Regions from separate parts of the Homo sapiens genome. Here region 2 is linked to region 1. The links are chromatin loops, found by intact Hi-C in ENCODE. Cell type or tissue: PC-9. All regions are shown on one strand. Each heading gives the region's core, and the rest is flanking DNA. Links, peaks and the distances in the headings are about the cores only. Region 1 overlaps LOC105372049 (a long non-coding RNA gene). Region 2 overlaps DSG2 (desmoglein 2).

The links. Hi-C counts contacts between places; a loop is a spot of excess contacts. Peaks named below come from ENCODE experiments on the same cell type or tissue, not always from the same donor. Only the 100,000 strongest peaks of a DNase experiment are listed, where the experiment ranks them.
Region 2: a loop joins it to region 1, with 5 times the contacts of the local background. A loop is called at or near these places in 21 of 110 quality-filtered maps.

The regions. Positions count from the first base shown.
Region 1 is chr18:31,260,724-31,272,338 of GRCh38, reverse strand. It overlaps LOC105372049 (a long non-coding RNA gene), which reads right to left. Exons shown (of 4, transcript XR_001753388.2): 4 at 10,042-11,615. Among named protein-coding and RNA genes, the nearest start is that of DSG1, 52 kb to the left of the region's middle. RefSeq lists an enhancer at 4,019-4,138. In PC-9, for the core only: a CTCF peak has its summit at 5,644 (motif pointing left); no DNase peak of the experiment used is centred there.
Region 2 is chr18:31,509,250-31,520,864 of GRCh38, reverse strand. DSG2 (desmoglein 2) reads right to left here. Exons shown (of 15, transcript NM_001943.5): 2 at 2,591-2,626; 3 at 928-1,062; 4 at 1-62. Among named protein-coding and RNA genes, the nearest start is that of DSG2, 17 kb to the right of the region's middle. RefSeq lists enhancers at 3,996-4,539, 9,542-9,611. In PC-9, for the core only: no CTCF peak of the experiment used is centred there; DNase peaks (open chromatin) are centred at 7,134 and 8,184; H3K27ac peaks cover 2,807 bases.

The sequences.
Region 1 (11,615 bases), core at 2,946-7,945:
AGACCTTTTTCTAGTCGATCAGTTTACAGTAACAAAAAGCACACTTCCTTCCCCCAAGGAGCTTAGAATCTGTGTTATTACCACTATGTGAATTCCATTTCTCTTCATTTTTTCTTTGAAAGTACTACCTAATTTTAAATACCTGGCCATTTCCATAAAGTTCCCAACTCTCACAGTCTGAACTCAGCTCTCCCACTTAATATCTTCTCAATAACTTTGTTTTTAGCCGTATTTTAAAGCACATATTCTAGTGTACCTTTTGTTGTAGTCATAAGGTGGCGTAATGGTTTAAAGTGTACTCTGAAATCAGACTTCCCAGATTTGAATCATATTTCAACATCATTGCTACCTTGGATAAGTTTCTTTACATCTCTGTGCCTCAGTTTCCTCATCTATAATAGGGGACAATAGTAGAACCTACTAGTATATTTGTTGTAAGTATTAAATGAGATAATACATGTAAAATATACATAGTAAACACTTAAAGAATGTTAGCTATTATTATCTACTCCTTAGTTTGTAAATCACTGAAAAATGGACTCTATTTTATTCATCTTTGGATCCCTGATAATTATCATGATTAATAGCATATAGTAATAACTTAATGAACAACATTTTCATGTATAACAAGTTTTCTAAAGATTCCTTTATGGCTTTGAAAAAACTAAAGCATTTTGGATAAACCTATAAAAGAGTAGATAACTAGACTGGTTAAAAGTAAAACTATTCGGAAGAAAAATGAAATTACTAGAAAAAATATAATCCTTGAAACTGGAGGTTTGTTGGATGTAATGAATTGAAGAATTGGCCCCACAACTGCTTTTCACAGTTTTTGTTGATGAGTAAAGTTGTTTGCTAGGTAGGTTTTTTTAGAAATCAATTTATTTTCAATCACCAAAATCACATACCCGAGTAGGATGTGAGACCCAAATATATCATTTACAACTGGAATTTTCAGGATTTGGTCTGAGACTCTTCAACTATTCCTACAGTACAGCTCTAAAGCCATATGGTCACCCATTAGAAAACTAAAATAAAAAGATGGAAAATGTCAAGAGTTATTAAAAATGTAGAGCAGTTGGAGCTCTCGTACATTACAATTAAAATATAAATTGATAGAAATACTTTGGAAAATTATTTGGCACTATCTAGTAAAACACAGGAACATATACATAACCTATGGCTTAGCAATTCCACCTATCCCTTTCAGAAGTGAATAATATACACACTGAAAGACACATATAAGCATATCCATAGCAGGACTATTAATAATGTCCCCAAACTAGAAACTATTCAAACGTCCATCGTTAAAGCAAACTAAATATGTCCTGAGAATGGCTCCATACTTCTATATTTGAGTCATCGTGGATGAACAGTAATCTAACTTAATAGGTAGACAAGATTGAAAACCTAATTTAGGAGTATGGGCCTGTAACAATCGCTGAGTCTTGGCCAATCCCAGCAGCCTTACTTCAACCACTCAAACGCTGCCAAGTGTTCAAACTGTGTTCAAATAAGGCAAAGGCCAACCTGTAACCAATTCAGCTGTTTCTGTACCTCACTTTGGATTTCTGTACATCACTTCCCTTTTTTTTGTCTATGAATTTGTTCTGACCTTGAGGCATCCCTGGAGTCTCCCTGAATTTGCAGTGATTCTGAGGGCTGCTTGACTCACAAATTGTTCATTGTTCAATAAAACTACTTTAAATTTAATTTGGCCGAAGTTTTTCTTTTAACATCATCAATAATAGGTTGAATAATACATTACAGCACATTCATATAATGGAATACTATAGAGCAATGAGAATAACCAACTCAGAACAATCCCAAAATATGTGGATGAATCAGACTAACATACTATTGAGTGGAAGAAGCTATATGTCACAAAGGAGAACATATAGCATTATTTCATTTATTTAATGTAAACAAACAAAAACCAAAAAACAAAAACAGGCAAAACTTTGTTATCAGTATTCATGCCAGTGGTGACATTTGGAGAGTTAGTGATGGCTGGCCTTCTAGTAATGTTCTAGATCATGATTAAGGAGCTGGTTACATGGGTCTAGTTACCTGGTAAAAATTTATTGAGGCATATGCCTATAACAGGTGCACTTTTCCACATTTTATGTTAATTTTAGAAGTAATTAAACTTACTCTATGAGTTTGGACAGAGCTTCTTCTAAATTTGCTTTTATAAAGAGCTTTTTGAATCCCTTTAGAACTGACTAAAAGAAGGCGGCCAGAAAAATACACTGCAATGTCCTTGTCTTAAGTTCAAGACACTGCTGTGTCCAGAGGCATCACATTCTCTCTTCTCTGTCTGGAAGGGCAATTAATTCTAAGCCTGCCTCCCTGAAGTTTGAAGAAAAAAAAATAGTCCTTTCCCTAAGGTTTAGTGTTCTAACAGTATCAGGAGAACCCGGCCATAAACTCCAATGTTTCCCTGGCTTATCTCTTGCTGAGCTGGGGGACCTTTATGTCAACGAATTCCTCCGACACCATAGGTAGATTCAAGGAGGTCAAGCACCCTGGGCTGCTTAAAGAAAAATTAACACCAGCTTTTATCTACCAATTGTAGAAACTAAGAGTTTACTTTGCATCCATGTATTCTTATTTCCTTGTACTGGATGTTTACAGAGGAGAGTCAATATTCTAATGGGGAGTTTTTCACTTTCGGTGTGACAAGCCTGTTCTACCCATGGGCAAAGGAGGTTAGCTTGGGGTAGTTCTGCTTTGCCTCTCCGTTCTCTGTTCGTTTTGGCAAAAAACTGCATATGGACCTTTATTTTGAAGAAGGAATCAGGAAACATGTAAATGCATCTCAATTGCAAAGTATCTAAAATTTTCCAGGAAGATGATACTGAATAATTACACAAATTCTTGACTGCTAATGTTTTTACTGTGTTACTTTAGTGAAGCACCAGAAATGAGCTTGATGCTGTCATGATTCACTTATTATCACATCCCATGAGATGAGGAAGAGTTTAAAACACAGTTGGTGTCATTTTTGCTTTCAATGATAATTAAATTATGTGTTTGTTGCCCTTTCATGTGAAAGTCAGCTTGCTGGCAAGAACTAGTGTTTTCACTTTACTTGGTTTATGGCAAAGCTCCAACTCCTCGCTCAGTAGTCACTGATATTTCCTTTGTCTCAGGTGTCCACATCTCCTCCACTTGGCAGATGATCTCAGACCAGCTCTCCTTTTATTCATGACAACATTTTACTGCTTCTTCCTCCATGTTACTTTCCAAATTTATTTCCACCTTACTACTTCAGTCAACAAGATTTTTTTCCCCAGGTCTCTTGATCATCTCTCTCTCTCTGTCTCTCTTTCCTTTGCTCTCTCTCTCTTATTCCAAACATTATCTTTTATAATCAGATAATCTCCTGATTATCCTTTTTCCCCATTGGCCATATCCCTTAATTTTATTCTGATGCAATTATTGATCACTTATATGAACCCTTCCATTGCTTTTTGCATTTCTACTTTTATTTCTTTCTTATTTCTTTCACATTCCCATACTAGTCAGTCATGCCTGTTTTCTCCTTTTTTTACTTTTCTCTCTTCTATTCTATCACTTATGCTGAAGTTATCCCATATCCAGTTTAAAACAGGTTCCTCATTATTTTTCTTATATCTTCTCTTCCATAAGCTCTATTTGGCAAAATATATAATAAAGCAGACCAGTTCTTCTCTCTCCATACCCGCATCTGAATCTATGATAATGCTTGTGCAGTCGTACTACTTTGTCTATATTAGCTGAGGAATTTAAGACAAATCTTTTATACAATTTTAATTTACTTATCCCAAATATATATAAAAAATTTATTGGATGAACATGTTGAGAATTTTGGGTTTTCAATTTCAGTAAAGTGCATAGAACTTTTCCGGTCTTCACTTTCTATTTTTCCTGTACTCTGTAACATCTGGCTAAATCATGACTTTAGCCATTTCCCATCCTCCCAGAGTCTGTGTTGTGGCTGCTTCTGTGACTTCACAGTCCTGGTGCTTTTCTTCAACCTCTGGGAAATACCCCAGGAAAGTCCCTTAATATTCACTAGGTTCACAGCATCAGAAACTGCAGAGAGAAGGACAGAGGTGAAAAAAAGAAAGAAAAAAAAAAGGAAGAAAATAATCATATGCAGAAGAGTATGGGAAAGAGAAAGAAAGAAATGGAAAGAAAGAAAACATGAAAATGCAACAGGAATAGAGACAAAAATTCTGGTTGGGAAAACTCTGAAGAAAAAATAATGCTGAGATTACATCTGTTGCCTTCCAGGGAGTTTATCTTTGCTTAACCGTGGGTTAGCTGGCTGGCAAGTTACCATTTACAAAGAAGCAACATGTCTCTGAACCTATGAAATAAAGGGTTTCATTATTTTTCTGAGAAACATTTGCTTCTACAGCAATCTAATTTGGTATATGCATAATGATGAATGGGCACTAAAATCTAAATAGGGAGGTTATTGACCAAACACTGTAGAATTTAGATGTTTATCTTCATTTTTAGAGATGGAATAACAAAGAAGTGATGGAATCAAAATTATTATGACGGGGGAAAGCACATCTCATTTTGAAGGAAAATACCTAGGTTCAAAATAACTCTGTTGACCAATGATACAACTATTTCTTGCTATTAGAGTCCCTGATCACAAAGTACAGATGTGGAAACTTGGCTTTTAAAAATAATGATAACAGCCACAACCACCTGTGTAGTGCATTACAGTTTCAAAAGTAAATCATCAAACTATATTTTATTGTCAGATAAGAAAAGTTTGTGGGGTTTTATTTCAAAGTAACTGTGAAGTGAATTGAGTAAGTACTTTAAAACCCAATGTTTAAATTAAGATTTATTTCCCAATTTATGGGCCCACTCTTAGTTTCAAAAATCATAGTCATAGCATTTGTTATCATTATTTTCCTCACATTTCAAGAAATATGTAGAAGGAATTGGCATTAATATTATTATTATTATTATTATTATTTTTTGAGACGGAGTCTCGCTCGTCGCCCAGGCTGGAGTGCAGTGGCACGATCTCAGCTCACTGCAAGCTCCGCCTCCCGGGTTCACACCATTCTCCTGCCTCAGCCTCCCGAGTAGCTGGGACTACAGGTGCCCGCCACCACGTCCGGCTAACTTTTTGTATTTTTAGTAGAGACGGGGTTTCACCGTGTTAGCCAGGATGGTCTCAATCTCCTGACCTCATGATCCGCCCGCCTCGGCCTCCCAAAATGCAGGGATTACAGGCGTGAGCCACCGCACCCGGCCTATTATTTTTGTCTAAAGTATGACTCAAAATGAAAGTTAGAACGTTAAAATGTATGCCTGTCACTTTCTCACTTAGATAACGTTTCAGCAAGAAAAAAAATTAGTGTAATCAGAGAATCAACAGAAATCTTCACAGATTTCAGAAAAACCTTGAAAAAATATTTATATTGAGTTCAACTTATGTATTCCTCAGTAGAGACTATACTGTATAAATCTTCAAGAAATCATGTCATGATGAGTACTATTACATTGTTTTCATAATTATTAATGAGTGGTATTGTTGTTAATCCCTTTTATTAGGAAATGTAATATTACTCCATACATAAAAACTGCCTGCTGCAAAGGTTGGAGACAGATTTGCTTAGGATGCTGCCACCTTCAGGAAATTTTACCTTATGATAATTTTGTATTTATGATATTAAGGAAGACATTTCTGTTTAAGGGGCATTGAAAATTCTCTGTGCTCAAATTATAATTTTTTTTTTACCTAATAAGAGAGAATTGAAAAGTACTGTTAATATTTACAAATTCTATTTTGGAACACATTTGAAATGTGCTTTGTTATTCCATTGAGAAAAAAACATTTTTCATTAAAGAAGACATGATGCAAATTTTATATACTTTTAAGTATCATCCCTGAATTTGCAAAATATATTAACCACTACAAGTGATCAATAATTAAATAATACTACTGCTTAAAAGGGATTCAGTGATAAAGTAATTTACTTACAATTAATTTGCTCTCAGTTATGTAGCAATTAATATAGTTATGCTTAATTAATTCCATAAGATGTGATCAAATAAATCATGCTTTTATTTCAAAAATAATTTTCACTTAATACTGCGTTGAAATAGTACTGTTCAAAGTCATAGCTCATCACAAATGTAAATTTGCCCAAAACTAAGGATTTAAAAAGAGTTTTGGAATTGACAATAAACTCCTCAGTTTCCTCAATTCTCATCATGACCTGAAGACTAATATTATAGAAAAATAATAATTAAAAAGTGTTTCTTTACATATCTTGCTATGTATAGTCACATTTTTATGTTTCCATTGAATTAACATTCTTCCAAAACACATATACCTATACAAAAAACATTAGCTTATTAGAGTCTTTTTTTCTTTCACAAAAGGAACATGTTTTATTTTAACCACTGCAATTTCATAATAATTACACAAAGTTAATTATTTCTTTGTACTCCACCTCTAAATCCCCCTCACACCTCTTTTAAACATCTTTTTGTGCAGTGACTTTCTCTGAACATCCTTTCATCAATGGAAAAGTTTGAACTCTTTACATTTGTCAGTTTGATGGTTAAAGCTTTGTATGATTTGTGGTTGAAATGTTAATTTCTCCGATTTTAATGACGTTGAGGCTTTAAAAATATTTTATTGACCATTTGCATTTTCCTTTCAGTGAGTGCCTCAATTTGTGGGAGCTCTGTGACTGTCCAGTTATAAACAGTGGTTGTGATTTTGAGTAAAAATCATTTCCTTCTCTGAGCCCAAGTGTGCACCTCTGTGAAATTGTGGAATTACTTTTCTATGTCGTTGCTATGATGTTTACACGAAAATCACACATGAAAGTGACTGTTATAGGTCAATGCTTGCTAAACAAACATATAACAGTTTTTTACATCAGTTTTTATGACCTCATTTATTAGAATCTAGTCTCTCCATCACATTGCTCTTACACGTTTTGAGGATCTATTTCATTGCAGTTGAGACACTTAAGAACATTTTCTTATAAATAACAATTTACCCCTGCACTTAGAGGATGATCAAAAAGGAAATGGAGAATATTCACTTATATTTAGGAAGGCAGCAAAGAAGATGGTGTCCAGGCCTGGAAGTGAGCTCTTTTTTTTTTTTTTCAGACGAAGTCTCACTCTTGTCCCCGAGGCTGGAGTGCAATGGCGCGATCTCGGCTCACTGCAACCTCTGCTTCCTGGGTTCAAGCGATTCTCCTGCCTCAACCTCCCAAGTAGCTGGGATTACAGGTGCGTACCACCACGCCCCACTATTTTTTTTTATTTAAGTAGAGATGGGGTTTCACTATGTTGGCCAGGCTGGTCTTAAACTCCTGACCTCAGGTGATCCACCCACCTCGGCCTCCCAAAGTACTGGGATTACAGGCGTGAGCCACCGCACCCAGCCAGAAGTGAGCTCTTGATTTGAATCTTGGTCTCTTTAACTTACTTATTGTGTAATCTTGGGGAAGTAACCCCTCAACTCTCAAAACCTTGGTTTCTTGTATATAAAATAAGGAAATAATACCTGCTTTAGTTTTTATTGAGGCTAAATGAGATGAGGAATGTGAAATCTTTAGCATACTGTCTAGCACATAGAAAACTCAAAAGATAGGTGTTTATGGCCACCTATATTCATTTATCTAGTTATAGAAAATAAGTTGTCTGGTAACCTTGCTTTTTACGAAGTCTTCGGCCAGCCCTACATTTTACTTCACTTGATTACATCTATTTAAGACTTCCCCCTGTTTCATTTGGCCATTTATTTTTCTGAGTGTTAATAATTTCTAAAAAAAGAACATGTGCACATGCACATCCACACAGATGCACCCTGAGTGTATAGAGGTAGTTCAGTTTTTAAGATAATCTAAATGTTTTCCATTTTATTCCTTACTCATAAGATGATCTTTTTTTAAAAGCACAGAATAGAAACACAAAGTCCCATTTCCAGTGGTTCATACTCTATGAAATACTTTGTGATAAAGAGATATATACATATATCCTTATTTCTATGTGAATGTAATTTTAAAATATTATATATAATATAGCATTTTAAATTGTATTATAAATATATAATATATAATATATTACATATATGATACACTATATATTATATGATATATATAATATGACATATATTATATATAATATTTAAAAAGTTCCTCAAAGGAAGGACAAAATGATAAATATAAGAGCTAATATTTTCTTATGTGCATTGCCTAGTACTTTATTTAAAAAAAAAAAAATCTTGGCCAGGCGCGGGGGCTCATTCCTGTAATCCTCAAACTGCGGGAGGCCCAGGTGGGTGGATTGCTTGATTCCAGGAGTTCCAGAACAGCCTGGGCAACATGGTGAAATGGTCTCTACTACAAATACAAAAATAAGCAAGGCGTGGTGGTGCGTGCCCGTCGTCTCTGCTACTTGAGGGGCTGAGGCATGAGAATTGCTTGAACCCAGGAGGCAGAGGTTGCAGTGAGCCTAGATTGCACCACCGCACTTCAGCCTGGGCGACAGAGTGAGACTTCGTCTCAAAAACAAGAAAAACAAACCTTAATTGTCTACTAGGTATTAGGGATATGTTAGGTCTTTTTTCACCTCATTAATCATGTTTGTTTTAGAGTTATGTTTCTATGTGTCACTGGGTGTATATTTAAGAACACTTTCATTTCAGCAAATAATTTATTATTGGATCAACCATAAAGTTATTCAAAACATATAGTGAGATATAATTGATTACTGTATAGTGACGTTGTATCTCTTGACCTTGCTAAATATCTCACTATTTATAGGCGTTTTATTCCAAATGCTTTTGGACTTTTAAATACATAATCAAGGTGTCTTAGAAGCAAGGTCATTTTACTTTGTTTTTTCCATACTTAGGTCTTATGTTTATCTCAAAAATGTTATATTAATTTCAAAAGAAAACAGGCACAGAAGAGTATAGACTATAATTTCGCTTGTATTAACTTCGTTTGAAAATCATGCAAAACTAACTCATGGTGATAGATATCAGAAAAGAACTTACATCTGGGACAGGGGAGGGCCACTAAGAGGCCTGGAGGAGTTCTCTTGGGTGATCAATGTGTTCTTGATCTGGATATTTGTCACCTGGGGATATACATATGTCAAATTTGGGGATATACATATGGGGATATACTTATGTCAAAATTCATTGAGCTGTGCAACTAAGATTTGTGCATTCTCCTCTAGGTAATTTATACCATTTTTTTCTTGCTTGTTCATTATTTTGATATGGGGAGGTAATGGAATAGTAAACATGGCGTCAGAGTCCTCCACATGGTTCTAGTTGGTTCAGGGCTCTATCCTTAACTGATAGCAACTAGGGATAGCAGCCGAAAATCCAAACCACAAAGCTCCCTGAAGGCTGCTATAGTCAAAGATTTACAACGAGGTTTTAGGTTATTAAAAATCCAGTCACTAGCCAAAGAATGGGAAATGATCATCTCTACTGGAATAATTGGGTTTGGATTCTTTTGATTTGAAATCTTGCCCAATATCAGGGTGTTGTGAATAAAAGATACAATTAATGCTTTCAAAATTTAAGACTTTTTGTATTGATATAAAACAGCTTTTTAAAAGTAATTTATATTAATAGGAAGCTCTTCCAATGCATCCTTACTTTACAACTGTAATACGACTTGCAGACAGTTGCTATATCTGTTTGTAATTAAGTTAAATAGGCTGAAACATTATAAAATGATGTACATTTATAAATATAAAATATCTATATACAGTTGAATAAAATGTGTACTCAAAACAGCTCAATGTGTAAATTATTTTCTCAGAGGAGGCAAAGCATGCCAAATAAGTAAAACAAGCATGAGTTACTTTAGTTAAACATTAGGTTGATTAGGAGGAACCAGACCCTGATAAGGGAAGAATGTGGATCTGTAGTTGAGGGAGAAATGTTAAGGAGGTGTGGTTTGCTTTGTAAATAGCAACCATCATGAGACACAGAAAAACAGAGATGCGTGCTATAAGACACAATGCCAGACACCATTTTCTTCCATCTTCCCTTTTTATTTTATTTATATTCAAATTTCCAAAAACACCAGTTTTAAAAATAATTAAATGGACACGAATATTCAGTCTTTTAAAGTGTGATAGACAAGATTTTAAAAGTTATTGTGAAAACATTTGTTGGGTACATGGATATATATTTGAGTTAAGAACGAATGACCTTGCTCTTTCTTTACCCCAATAGACACTCCATGCCATAAGGGAGCGTGCCCTCCCGTCCTGCCCTCCTGGCTCTGGGCATGTGGAACCATCCCTTCTATTGGTTATTCAGAACTGTCTCAAGGACTCATGTTGAAACCTGAGCCTGCAGGGTCTCTGAAAGTTTAGGAAATCCTCAGATGCCTTGGAAATTCCCCACCTTGTCAGATAAATCTCTTAAAAGTGATGGGCCACTTTGAGCCTTACTGTTTCTCAGTCTGCTGAATCCATTTAACAGGGGGCTGCAGAGGGCAGGAGTCTGGCTGAGCACAAATCTTTACAATCCGTGGTTTGGGAACAGGATATGGTTATGCTACACTTTGTCAAGAATTTGGGGCTTCTGGGTTCAGAAAATATGCTCAAAACATGCCTGAAGGTGTTTTGGAGCAAATATTTGGAGATTCCTTATTTTGTTCTAGAAACTGCTCTGGAATTTGGGGAATACAGTTCAAGGGACCCAGTAAACCTGCTTGGACTCCTGAATAACCAGACTGGACTTAAATCGGGATCTGCCAACTGCTGGTCCACAATTATAAAAAATATGTTTTAAAATGTCGAAATGACAAGAGTATGAGAAAAAGTAGCAGTCTTAATGTCCAATCCCTACATATCCCTGATTCCTACCCACCAGAGGCAACCTCTTTGAATTCTGATCTTCTGGGATTTCTTTCCCATTGTTAAATGTACTTATGTTGACTTCTCTTCGGTTCAAAATTTGAGATATAATCTATTAAATTCCTTCTACAGAAAATGAGACCATCATTTAGCTCTCTTTAAAACCAACAAGTGGAAAAATTCGTTTCACGCAGATATTTATCTTTCAACTCATCCTCCCAATTTGGTTATTCCATAATTTTTACTAAGATGAAAATTCAGTGCTTATATTATTGTGACTTCATATGCATTATTTACAGCTGAATCAGGTAATATCCTTTTTGTGTAATTTTTCATTTCTCTTGGAATTCGTTAACAATTGATGCTTACATTTCTATGTATTTTTCATTAAGTCATCCTCAACATTTGCAGAACTCTGAAAGCTTAGGTAATCATTCACTCAGTTTTAAAAATTTGTTTAATTGTTAGTTTGCTTGATTTGTTTTTTAAGTTTCCCTCCTGGAGTATTCTACCTGGGCTGCAGTTTGGGCTGCTTGCTCTCCTTATCAGATTCATCTTAGGACTTCCCTTCATTCTCATCCTTAGACTTTTTTTTTTTTTTTTTTTTTTTTTTGAGACAGAGTCTCACTCTGTCATCCAGGCTGGAGTGCAGTGGTGCGATCTCGGCTCACTGCAGCCTCCGCCTCCCAGGTTCAAGCGATTTTCCTGCCTCAACTACACGCCACCAACTCTGCTAATTG
Region 2 (11,615 bases), core at 4,164-9,163, 250 kb before region 1:
CCTTTTCCAGTGTATTTGTAAGTAATTTTGAGTCCTCTTTCTTCTGCAAGATCAGAATGTATCTAACATAAAAATAACAGGAATGTTTCAGGTTGAACTCTCTGTAATTTACTAGATTTGATCTTAGCCAAAAGCCTAAGAAGTGATTCTCTATAATTTACAGGTAAATATTTTTATGGACAATTTCCTTCTGAAGTTCTTTGGTAATACAGGCCAGAGATGACATGACTTGGACTAGGGGAATGGCAGTGGAGTTGAAGAGAAGCAGCAGATTTGGAATATATTTTTGGAATAGAACTGATAGTGTGTGGTACATTTTTGGCTTGAAAAACTGGAGAGAATTATAGCATCAATTACCAAAATGGGTAGAACTTATGAAGAAAAGCTTTGGGGGGAAAAAAATGAAGGGTTTATGTTTGTGCATGCCAACTTTGAAATATAGAGTAGCAACACTATCACATAATTTATCAAAAAAATTGGACCCCTTGAGAGTGAAAACACAGATATTAATTATTAAGCCAGGAGAGCAGGCATAAACCACGACTGTCTCAGGCAGATGAAGATGGTCCCCCTACCTAGTAATAGACACCAGTTCATCTTGAAAATGACATTTTATGACATCCTCTTTTGAGCACTGAACATTTTGTGTTACCAGTGCCAAATCCCTTTACTCTTAGTTAAATCAAAACTCAAAGTTATCTATATTTTTGCCAATGATGCTGCATCTTCCGGAATGGGAAAGAGAATCTTAAAGTTGATACTTTATGCTAAAAAGTAAGCTCTGCTAATTTTCAGATATATCTTGAATATTTAAAAATTCTGTAAGCACATCATACATTTTCCTTAAATCTTAAAGTAGACATAAAAGTCCTCTCACACCACATTTTAGTCATATGCATGTATTTCATGTTCCTCTTTAGGAGGTACCTTGGCAATTGGATTCTTCTTGGACAGATCCTCTCCCTCCCGAAGAGCCACGGGGGCGGTGATCCAGGCGCGCTTTTGCCGCACTAAATGAGGATGTTTAGGAAGCAGCTTATTTTCATTTCTTGTGCTTAAGACCTATAACAATAGAATATTGCCAAAATTTATTATGTGTCATAAATATAGAACATTAGTATGCTGTCCTATAACATAATAAACTTTTAAATAGTGCAAATTTTAAGGTATGCTTCGTATTTCCTATGAGGCTTCATTGTCTAAAAGGGAATATATATATTCTAGCAAACTGCATAGGGCCTCAAGAGATTGTCTCCAAGCTAGTAAAAGTGTAGGGTTTTTTCTGGTTTATTTTTTCTTTTGAGACAGGGTCTTGCTTTGTCACCCAGGCTGGAGTGCAGTGGCATGATCTTGGCTCACTGTAGCCTTGACTTCCCCGGATCAAGCCATCTTCCTGCCTCAGCCTCCTAAGAAGCTGGGATTACAGGCATGCACCACCACATCTGGCTAATTTTTGTATTTTTAGTAGCTATGGGGTTTCACCATGTTGCCTAAGCTGGCCTTGAACTCCTAGACTCAAGCCTCAAGCAATCCGCCCGCCTCAGTCTCCCAAAGTGCTGGGATTACAAGTGTGAGCCACTGTGCCCAGACAGTAGAATTTTGTTTTTAACTGTAAGAAATGATTTCCCAGAGTGAGAGTTTGAAAAGTTTAAAGAATCATTTAGTAGCCTTACAAATTGGCAAAGTAAAAAATAACAGATCATGTCAAAAACGTTTTTTCTTATTAACTGAAAATGAAGTTTCATTTTTCTGTGGTGGTTTGTGGTTTAAAAATAAATTACTAAATGTTTTTTAAGGCTAAATCTTAGTAATCTATTGATATAAACTTGACTAAAACCAGGGAAACTGCCAGTTAATGAATTTATTGTTTTCAGGATTGGGTAAAGAATTAAATTTCCCATTTCATTTTCAGAACCTTAGGCAGAAAACCATTCTATAAATTTCCAGTTGGGTTTTACAGGTGAATATATATTTTATCCAAGGGAAATTTCAATACAGCTGACCTGGGATCTTAAGATCAGAAATAATCCTTATACTAGGTTTGGTTTATCATTTTACTCATTTTGTTGCTCTATGTAATAGGTATTTTACTTCAAAATATGTACTCTGGTTATCACTAGGTCATTGATTTTTTTTTTTACTTGAACAAAATTTTCTATGACAAAAAATTGAAATTACTTTTTCATTTATACCTCACAAAGTATTCATTAACAGCTTGATTAATATCTTTTATGATTTTTCATAACTATACAGTTGCACATATATACACAGATGCATAAAGGTCTTTTTGCTATAAAAATGGACTTACACTATATATCTTATTTTGCCCCGATTTTCATTCAGCACCTCGTCATGGACATTCTTTCATGTACCATAAATGGTTTTAACATTCACCTATTGGTGGATATTTACATTGTCAAAAACTGCTGCACTGAATACCCCTGGATAAGCTCCTCTGCACTTGTTTGAATGGGAATGGCTGGGTCTAATACAACATGTGTCTTCAATCTAGTAAAGCCCAGTCAACCTGTTTGCCATGGAATTAACCCTCCTGAGTCAGAAGGCAGAAATAATCCCTTTGTTTCCTCACCTGTAAGTGAAGTCCACTTCCAACGTTAAAGCAGATCTGTAAAATAAAATTATTTGATATTTAGCCAATTTACTGCTCAATTCAGTGTGAAAACATTGTTCATGAATAACCTACTGCATTGAATATTATAGACATAAAAAAAGTTTAACCACTACTACTATTCTTTGTCAAGAGGAAACTAATTTTTCCCATTGCCTTCCCTAATGGGAAGTGCCCGAGGAGAAATCTATATTCTCCTGGATCCATACTGACTCCTCCAGAAAACAGTATCTTAAAAAACAAACAAAATAATCTGCCTTGTGAAATCTTAGACATTCTCTCATCCTTTACTCCGCATCCTATGGTTTTTATCTTGTGTTCTCCAGGACCTGCTTACTTTTCCTCGAGGCCACCAGTATGTAATGTACCCCACACCCAGCTAACTCCCACCATCCCTATGGATGTGTGTGCATTATACACACACAAAAAAACACACACCACACACACACGGACAGCCCATGTTCTGACTTCTCGGTTCCTCAGCATCCTCAGTCCCACCAACTCTTTTCTTTGGTTCTTCATAGGCACTGTCACACTTGGGACTTCATCATGACCTAGTACTGTTCTAAATACAGTTATGCTTACTCTTAAATTTGCCCAAAAAACTCCCATCTTGCTTTCTGAATATTTTGCACTGTAAAATAATAATTTTAAAAATTGATGCATTAAAGATGTGCATAGTTTTGGAATACATGTGATAATTTAATACATTCATATAATTTGTAAAGATAATTAGTATACTTGGGATGTCAATTACCTTAAATACTTGTCTTTTCATTATGCTAGAAACATTTAAATAATTCTCTTCTAGCTGCTTTGATATGTATAATAGGTTATTGTAAACTATAGTCACCCTGCTGATCTATCGAACTAGTGTACTTATTTCTAACTAGTGGTCTTATTTCTTCTATCAAACCATATATTTGTACCCATTAATCAATTCTTTTCTTCCCCCACCTCCCCACTACCTTTCCCAGTTTCTGGATTCTATCATTCTATTCTCGATGCCCATGAGATCAAAACTTTTAGCTCCCACATATAAGTGAGAAGATGTTGTATTTGTATTTCTGTGCCTGGCTTATTCAGTTAACATAATGACCTCCACTTCCAGCCATGTTGTTTTGCTGCAAATGGCAGGATTTCCTTATAGTTCATTAATCTCCCTGCTGGCTTCCTTCTTCTCTTGGCTCAATCTGAACCAGCACTTTCTAATATGGTAGCTACTTGTGGCTATTTGGATTTTAACCGCAATTATTTGAAATGAATAATCCAGTTGCTCCACAGCCACATGTGCTAAGGGCTACCCATTTGGACAGGGCAGACAGAAAACATTTCCACCGCTGCACACAGTTCTACCGGAGCAGCTAGCAGACTGCTGCCTGCCACTCTGAAGATGTTGTCAGTGACCACCAGGGAGGCTTCATTTTCATGACTGCTATTCCTGCCTCACTTTTCCTCTCAACTCTAGAAACCTATTATTCTCTTTAGTTCTGACCATGTACTGGCAATATCGCTAGAGGAGGCCACAGTGGCTGAATAGATCCCTTACACATTCATGCTCTCAAATAGCTGCTCTTTCCATGGGGTGGCGGTTCCTTTCTAGTGTGACCATATGTCTGCATTTGCTCAGAAGAGTCTAGGTTGACACCTGCTGTGAGGCATTCCATCTGTTAACAACCCTTTCATCCTCAAAAGTGTGCTCACACTATAAATTATATCGTCACTTTGTCATTGCCTTACCCTTATTGCATTTCTAAAATAGGCATTCCAAACTTTAGGAGATGACTCTAGTCACACCTCTGTACCTATTCACTCTTATGAGATGACCCCATGTATTATTTGACTGAGACTATCTTCAGTCATCCTCTCCTTCCCTTCTTTCCCCACAGAAGAGGTGTCCTGACTCCTTTCCAAGGCAAACCATCGTTTGTGTGCTTTATTTGCAACTCTATTTGTTCTCCCACATTTATCTTCAAGAACCTTAATCCTTCCACTAACCTTTTATCTTCCTTCTCCATTGGCTAATCAATACATTTATTTCCTTCTGATTGGCAAACCAAATATATTTAGGTTTTCCTTATCTTAAAAAAAAAACCAGATCCCTCTCTTGTTTCTGTTAACAATCTATTGCTCTATATCCCTCTCTTACTTATAATTCCAAATTGAAATTATTGTCTATATGTATTGCTCCCACTACTCCACCTTCCATTTATGCATTAATTCACTGGACTCTGTCTTTGGTGTAGCTTTTCTCAGTTGTTTGCCTTTTCCCATCTGCATGGTCACATGGATCCACAAAGCCCTAGTTGGTACATCATGGGAAACAAGGCATTCCCTAAAATTTCAAAGTCTCTTTCACATCCTTTGCATTCATTTGAAAGCTTCCTGTAGGGTCCATTCCACAAGTGAATCTTTCAGCCTCTTTCTTTCCTTTCCATTGTCAGTTCATGTTCTTGGCTCTCCATTCCAAAGAGAAACTCAAGGAGAGCAGATGTTCAGCTTCTAGTGTGGGCTTCTCTGGGGCAGATGAACAATCATGGCTAATTCTCTATTTTATGATCAGATCTATGATCTCTTCTTCATTCTGTCTACTATTAACTTGCCCAGCTAGCAATGGCCAGAGATGTCTCTAACCAAAGTGGTGCTCCCCAAATTTATGTATTTTCAAAGGTGGCATGGTATGAAAAGCAAGGGAAAGCAATGCTGAGATAGATCACTTCTCTCTGCATGTTCCTTGGGTGGGAATTTTTGAAGAGAAAGATCAGTGCCTGGATCAGAGAGGTCCCAGTGTCCACATCATCAGGGAACAGCCTTAAAATTTAGTATATTTAGGCCGGGTACAGTGGCTCACACCTGTAATCCCAGCACTTAGGGAGGCCGAGGCAGGCGGATCATGAGGTCTGATGATCGAGACCATCCTGGCTAACACGGTAAAACCCTGTCTCTACTAAAAATACAAAAAAATATTAGCTGCCCGTGGTGGTGGGTGCCTGTAGTCCCAGCTACTCGAGAGGCTGAGGCAGGAGAATGGCGTGAACCCGGGAGGCAGAGTTTGCAGTCGGCCGAGATCGCGCCACTGCACTCTAGTCTGGGCGACAGAGTGAGACTCTGTCTCAAACAAACAAACAAAAAAATTTAATATATTTCTTGCCCATCCTTCTAACCATCAGACTCTTCTCTTTGATACAGGCCATATTAAGTAGTTGGCTGCACTGAATATTTGCTACTTTTATTCTTCCCTACAATCTTACCGGCCCTAGCAAGAGGGTATAATTTACATGTTATTTTAAGTAAATATTATTATTCTGACCAAGTGTCATGTGTTTTACTAGGATATAAGAAAACGGAAGTAATTTACAGTCCTCTAGTCAAACGTAAATTCATCATATGAGCATCTTCACTGATTTTTATTGGAATTTACTTTCTAGATGTGATTTGCTCAGAAATGCAGAAAATCACATGGTTACCAACAGTGCTTCTTAAACTTTAATGTGTATTTTGTTCACTGGGGACCTTGTTAAAAGGAAGATTCCAATTCAGTAGGTCTAGAGGTCAGCCTTACACTTTGCATTTCTAACAAGGTTTCAGATGATAGCAATGTTGTGGGTTCTCAGACCAAATTTTGAGGAGCAAGATTGTAGAATGTGACATGAAATATCATTTGTTTGTTTAGGTACAAACAACAGTCAATGAAGTCTGCCTTATCCATTGTTGTTTCAGTAGTCAGCACAAGAATTTTTGTTACTCTTGACTGCTAGTATCTCGAAGGCAGAAACTCATAAAATATATTTCATTAATGTATGTATTTTTAACATTAAAATCACTTTAAATTGCAAACATGTATAAAAGCAGAGTGAATAGTAACATGCACACCCATATAGCTAACATCCAGTTTCAACAATTACCTAGCACACATTTCTTTTAAAATATGTTTTTACTTAGGAATAGTTTTAGATTTACAGAAATGTTGCAAAGATAGTACCAGCAGTTCCTTTCTCCAATTTCCTCATATGTTAACATCTTAAATAGCTGCTGTACATTTGTCAAAATTAAGAGATTAACATTGGTGCATTTAGTTAATGCACTGTTAACTAAATTCCATACTTTATTCTGATTTTACCATTTCCCCCACTAATGTTCTTTTGCTGTTCCAGGATCCAATCTACGATTCCACATTGCATTTGGTGATCACTTCTCCTTTATATCCTCTGGTCTTTGACACTTTCCCAGTCTTTGTTTCTCATGACCTTGACGGTTTTGAGGAATACTGGCTGAGTATCCTGCACAGTGTCCTCCAATTTGGGTTTATCTGTTGTTTTTCTCACGATTAGATCAGTATTATGCATTTTTGGAAAGAACATCACAGAGCTGAAGTGCCCTTTCTGTCACACCATACTAGCTGGTGTGCAATAGCCACATGACACCACTGGCTAAGGTACTGATTGCAGTTTCTCCGTTGTAAAGTTACTATTTTTCCCAGTCCCTATTCCATTCTTTGGGAGTGAGTCATTAAGTCTAACCCATCCTCAGGGCAGAGGGAAGCGGGGAGGAGATCCTGCCAGACAAGATGCTTTAGTCTGAATTTCCTTATCTGTAACAGGAGAGTAATACATACTGTGGCAGACATTTTCAATTGTCTAGCTTATTGGCATTTTCTCTCATCTTCAGTGTTCATAAAACTCTACTTTGTACTCTCAGGTAGACCCTGCCTAGCTCATGGAGCTGAATGACTGGCATGACAAAGCATGGTATGTATGCCCATTTACTTTGATATTGGCTGGTTTAGGCATAAATGTGTAAGAGAATTTTGGTCAATGAGGTATCAGGAGACCCTACAAAAGATTCTCCTCACTGATTAGAAGAGAAGCACATGCATAACCTTCCTATTTAAGTGCCTCTGGAGACTGTTGAGTGAGGAGGTGACATTTGGAATAGCTACAGCCATGCTGTGACCATGAGGGGAAAGCTAATGAAATGCTAGAGAAGCCAAACTGAAACCATAAAGGCTTTAAGTTACAGAATCGTTCAAATTTGGACCAACTCTCTCTCTAAACTTTTTCTTACGATTGATATTCAACATTCTTTTCTTTAACCTAGTTTTAGTTGGGTTTTGTTACTTGCATCTGAAAGCCACCTAACTAGGATACATCCATTTTGCAGGGCTGATGTGCAAATTAAAGAAATATATGAAATGTAACTATTGCAGTGACTGGCATTCAATAAACAGAATTTATGAGACATTTCCTCAATTCTAAGTTTTGCATGGTCCTTATCTTAAAATTTCTGCAAGTTTGAATTAATTCATACCCTCAATTTCCTGAGCTTGTAGGATATGTTAAGTAACACAATATTCTTACCCTGTTGGATGCTTACATACTGGGGAGACAAAGACAGACCAGGTTTTGATAAGAGCAATAAAAAAAATTAAAGCAGGGTCAGGATAGTAGAGAGTGACTTGGAAGTGTGGGAAAACTCTCAGAAGGGGCTGCATCTGCACAGAGACGTGAATGGTATGAGGAAGCCAGTCAGGCAGAGCCCTGCAAAAGGAACGCCCAGGCCATGCGGTGGTGAATCAGTGATGATGATGTCACAGGGATAGGCCAGTACCCAGTCAGGGAGAGGACTTTGGGTTTTATCCTGAGTGTGAGAGGAAGCCACTGGAAGCTTTTATGTTTGGAAATGATACAACCAGTTTATGTTTGAAAAAGCTCGCTGGTGCTACTGTATGGAGAACAGGCCATAAAGTGGCAAGAACAAATGTATAGAGACCAGACTGTAGTCATTGCATCATTGCAGAAGCACGTGCAATACATAACACTAGCTTAAACCCTGGGAGTTGCAGTAAAGATGAAAGAAAGTAGATATCTCCAGTGTTTATTTTGAAGGCAGAGGCAACAGAGACCTGTGAATGGAATGAATGAGGGCAAATATAGATGACCCTTAGAATTTTGACCCGGAACACCTGGGTGAGTGAAGGCACCATTTCCAGAGATGAGACAGAATGGGGAGAGGGATGGGGTAAGCTGAAGGTGAGGCAGGAGACAGGGGTGGTGTTGAGGGAGGGGTGAAATGGGAGGTAAGAGCCGTTTTTATGTGTTCTGTGTGAATGGCCTTTTGGATATAGGAGTTAGTAGCTCAGAAAAGAAGTTATGCCCGGAGATAAAAATTTGGGAGTCATCAGTCGGTTTTAGTTAAGGAACTGGGATGCATATTAGAGGTTTTGTACATCTTTAATGTAATGTTTCTTTTCTTCTCTCAAAAGGCTGGTATTAAATTGCTGAGCATCTAGGGAGCCAGCGTGACACAGGCAAGGCTAATCTGCTGTGAATTGGGACAGCGGCTATCAGGGGGATCGTAGGGACTGAAGGGAGCACAAGGGGCCTTCTGGGATGCTGGCAATCTGTTTCTTCACCTCGTTACTGGTGACATGGTGTTTTCAGTTTGTGAAGATTCAGTGCACTCGTGATATGTGCACTTTTCTGGATGTATGTTACACTAAAACATCAGAAGAATTGATGTGCATCTTAAAGTCAAGGTTGTCTTGGAATCTAGGTAAGAGGGTTCTGCTATCTGCATTTTTATAGCACGTATTGCAGTAGCATGCTTTTAGTAAGGTGTTATGGACTGAAATATTTGCTTCATTCATTGTACAAAAAAAGAAAAAAGAACTGCACTAACATTTTGTCAATTGTGGAACTGTCTGTTTATTTGACTGAGCAGTTAAGATCTCAGCCACTGCTTTCTAAATAATTTGGATCTGGTTCCTTAAGATCCTCTATCTCACAGAACACATTCTTAATTTAGACCAATCGTTCTCCACTAGGGGCAGTTTTGCCCTGCCCCGCTCCTCCTGCCACTGGGGATATTTGGTAATGTCTGGAGACGTTTCTGGTTGTCAAACCAGGGTGGGGCTCGAGGTAGGGGAGATAAATGCCAGTGGCATCTAGTGGGTAGAAACCAGAGATGCTGTCAAACATCCTACAATGCACATGATAGCCCTTACAACTAAGTGTTATCTGGCTGCAACTGGCCAAGTGCCGAGGTTAAGACACCATGGCTGCGTTTCTCTGATTGGAAGCTACTGTAATAACCAGGGTCAGGACAGTAATACAAGCTGCAGAGGACTGTGGAGATTCTGTACATCTCTAGTGGGTAGTATACTGCAAGTAACATGACTGGAACAAGCAGAAACTCTCTGCCTTAGTCCTCCATTCCCACTCCCTGGCACTTTTTAAAAAACCTGTCCACTCTGTAAGTTTGAGTCACCTCCTGTGGGGATGCTGTGAAGAGGTTTCAAGCATGGGAGGGGTGGCTGGACAAAATGGCCAATAAGGTTTCCTCCAAACACTAAATCTGTGACTTTTTTTCTCACCAGGAACTTGGTGACAGAAAAATGTCACCTGCAACATGACTTTAAGACTGACGAGGAAAAGTAAGCTGCTAGTTCCTGTATCCAAAGCAGTGTTTTCAGATGAACCAAAAAATTCTGCAAAAGCTTTTCTAATTTGCTAAACTCTAAAAAAAGTATTTTATTAACTAGTTTTGCTGCTTTGAAAAACATGTAAAAAATTTTTCTACCATTGGATCCTGCACATCTTATAAAAACTGGACTTCCTGGTATCTGGCAAAAGATTTTTTTTTTTTTCCTGCAGAGGCATGAGGGAATACCAAACACCATCAATCAATGTACTCTTTGTTTTCAAGGTCAGCACTTTTAGAAAAGACTTTCTGTTCTGAAGTCACCTTGATGAGTTTAAACAAGAATCCAGAAGGACTCATGAGTCACTGGATGACAGCTCCTCCTGGCTGACAGGTTCTCTGTCAGAAGTCTTTCCTTTAAAGTAGAGAATCTTGAAGTGTTCAGTGGTTTTATGGTGAGGTGATCCCTTAAACTTTAATAGATCAGACTAAGAGATACCTTATTAAAAATGGATGTAGAGAAATACAAATTAGTTTAAAACATTATTTCAACTTTCAGTCACTATAATGGCTTCTAATGTCCATTCAGCGAGAAATTACTAGAAGGTAAGCAGTGTGCTCAACGGACTATCTTTAGAACTCAAACACAGAGGACGTGGCACTTGCCAGTGGTTCTTTAAATTCATGCCCACCTCAGGCCCATCATCTAACATCTGTGTTATTTTCTTTCCTTGGTTACTCAACCTTCCAACCAGCAGAATGTTTTATAATTCTTTTGTTTCTCCCTTTTATTGTATAGAAGGTCAAATCAAAAACTGCCCAGAGGATCCCTGGTTTATCCCCAATCCATTCTTAAAGAGCTTTCAACTTTGGCTGAAATAATCTGAAAGAAATAAAATGAGATAAAATAAAGGGAGTGGATGCCACTTGTTTATTTCCTCTGGTCACACATCCTGACTTTTCTATTTGTATTGGCAGAGCTGGTGGTCTGGTCTGTAGTAGCGTCCATAGCCACAAAGAAGGCTCTGTAGTCTACAGTCATAGAAATGTACATGTTCAGAAGAGTTCAAGTGACCCAGTGCAGTCAGGGTGGACCAGTGAGTTTGGTGATCTGCTCTGATAAATCTGACGTGGGTCAGATTTATGTTGGAATTCACCTACTGCACTTTTCTCTTCTTAATCTTATTTTGGGGACAGGAGGAAGAAAAGACAGTTTTTATAACATTTATTTTACGGCTAACCAGCATAACTTATTTAGAAAATTCCAACTTAAAAGTCCAACTTACAGATGATCTAGACATTTATATACTCCTATAGCAGTCTCACTCAACAGCTGATTTAAATATGTAATTATATTTTTCACAATTGCTAATTTAAAAAAAAAGAGCAATATTTTGAACTTTTAATTTTTGAACTCTGAATTTGAACTTTAGATAATAATAAATATTTTAAGTCTGACAGTAATAAAGTACATGACTTACCAAAATCTTTCACCTGTTCTTCGGATGTTTGGGCTAATCTGAATGTAACAAATATGATTTTAGGTGAGTCATATTGAAGTTAGTTA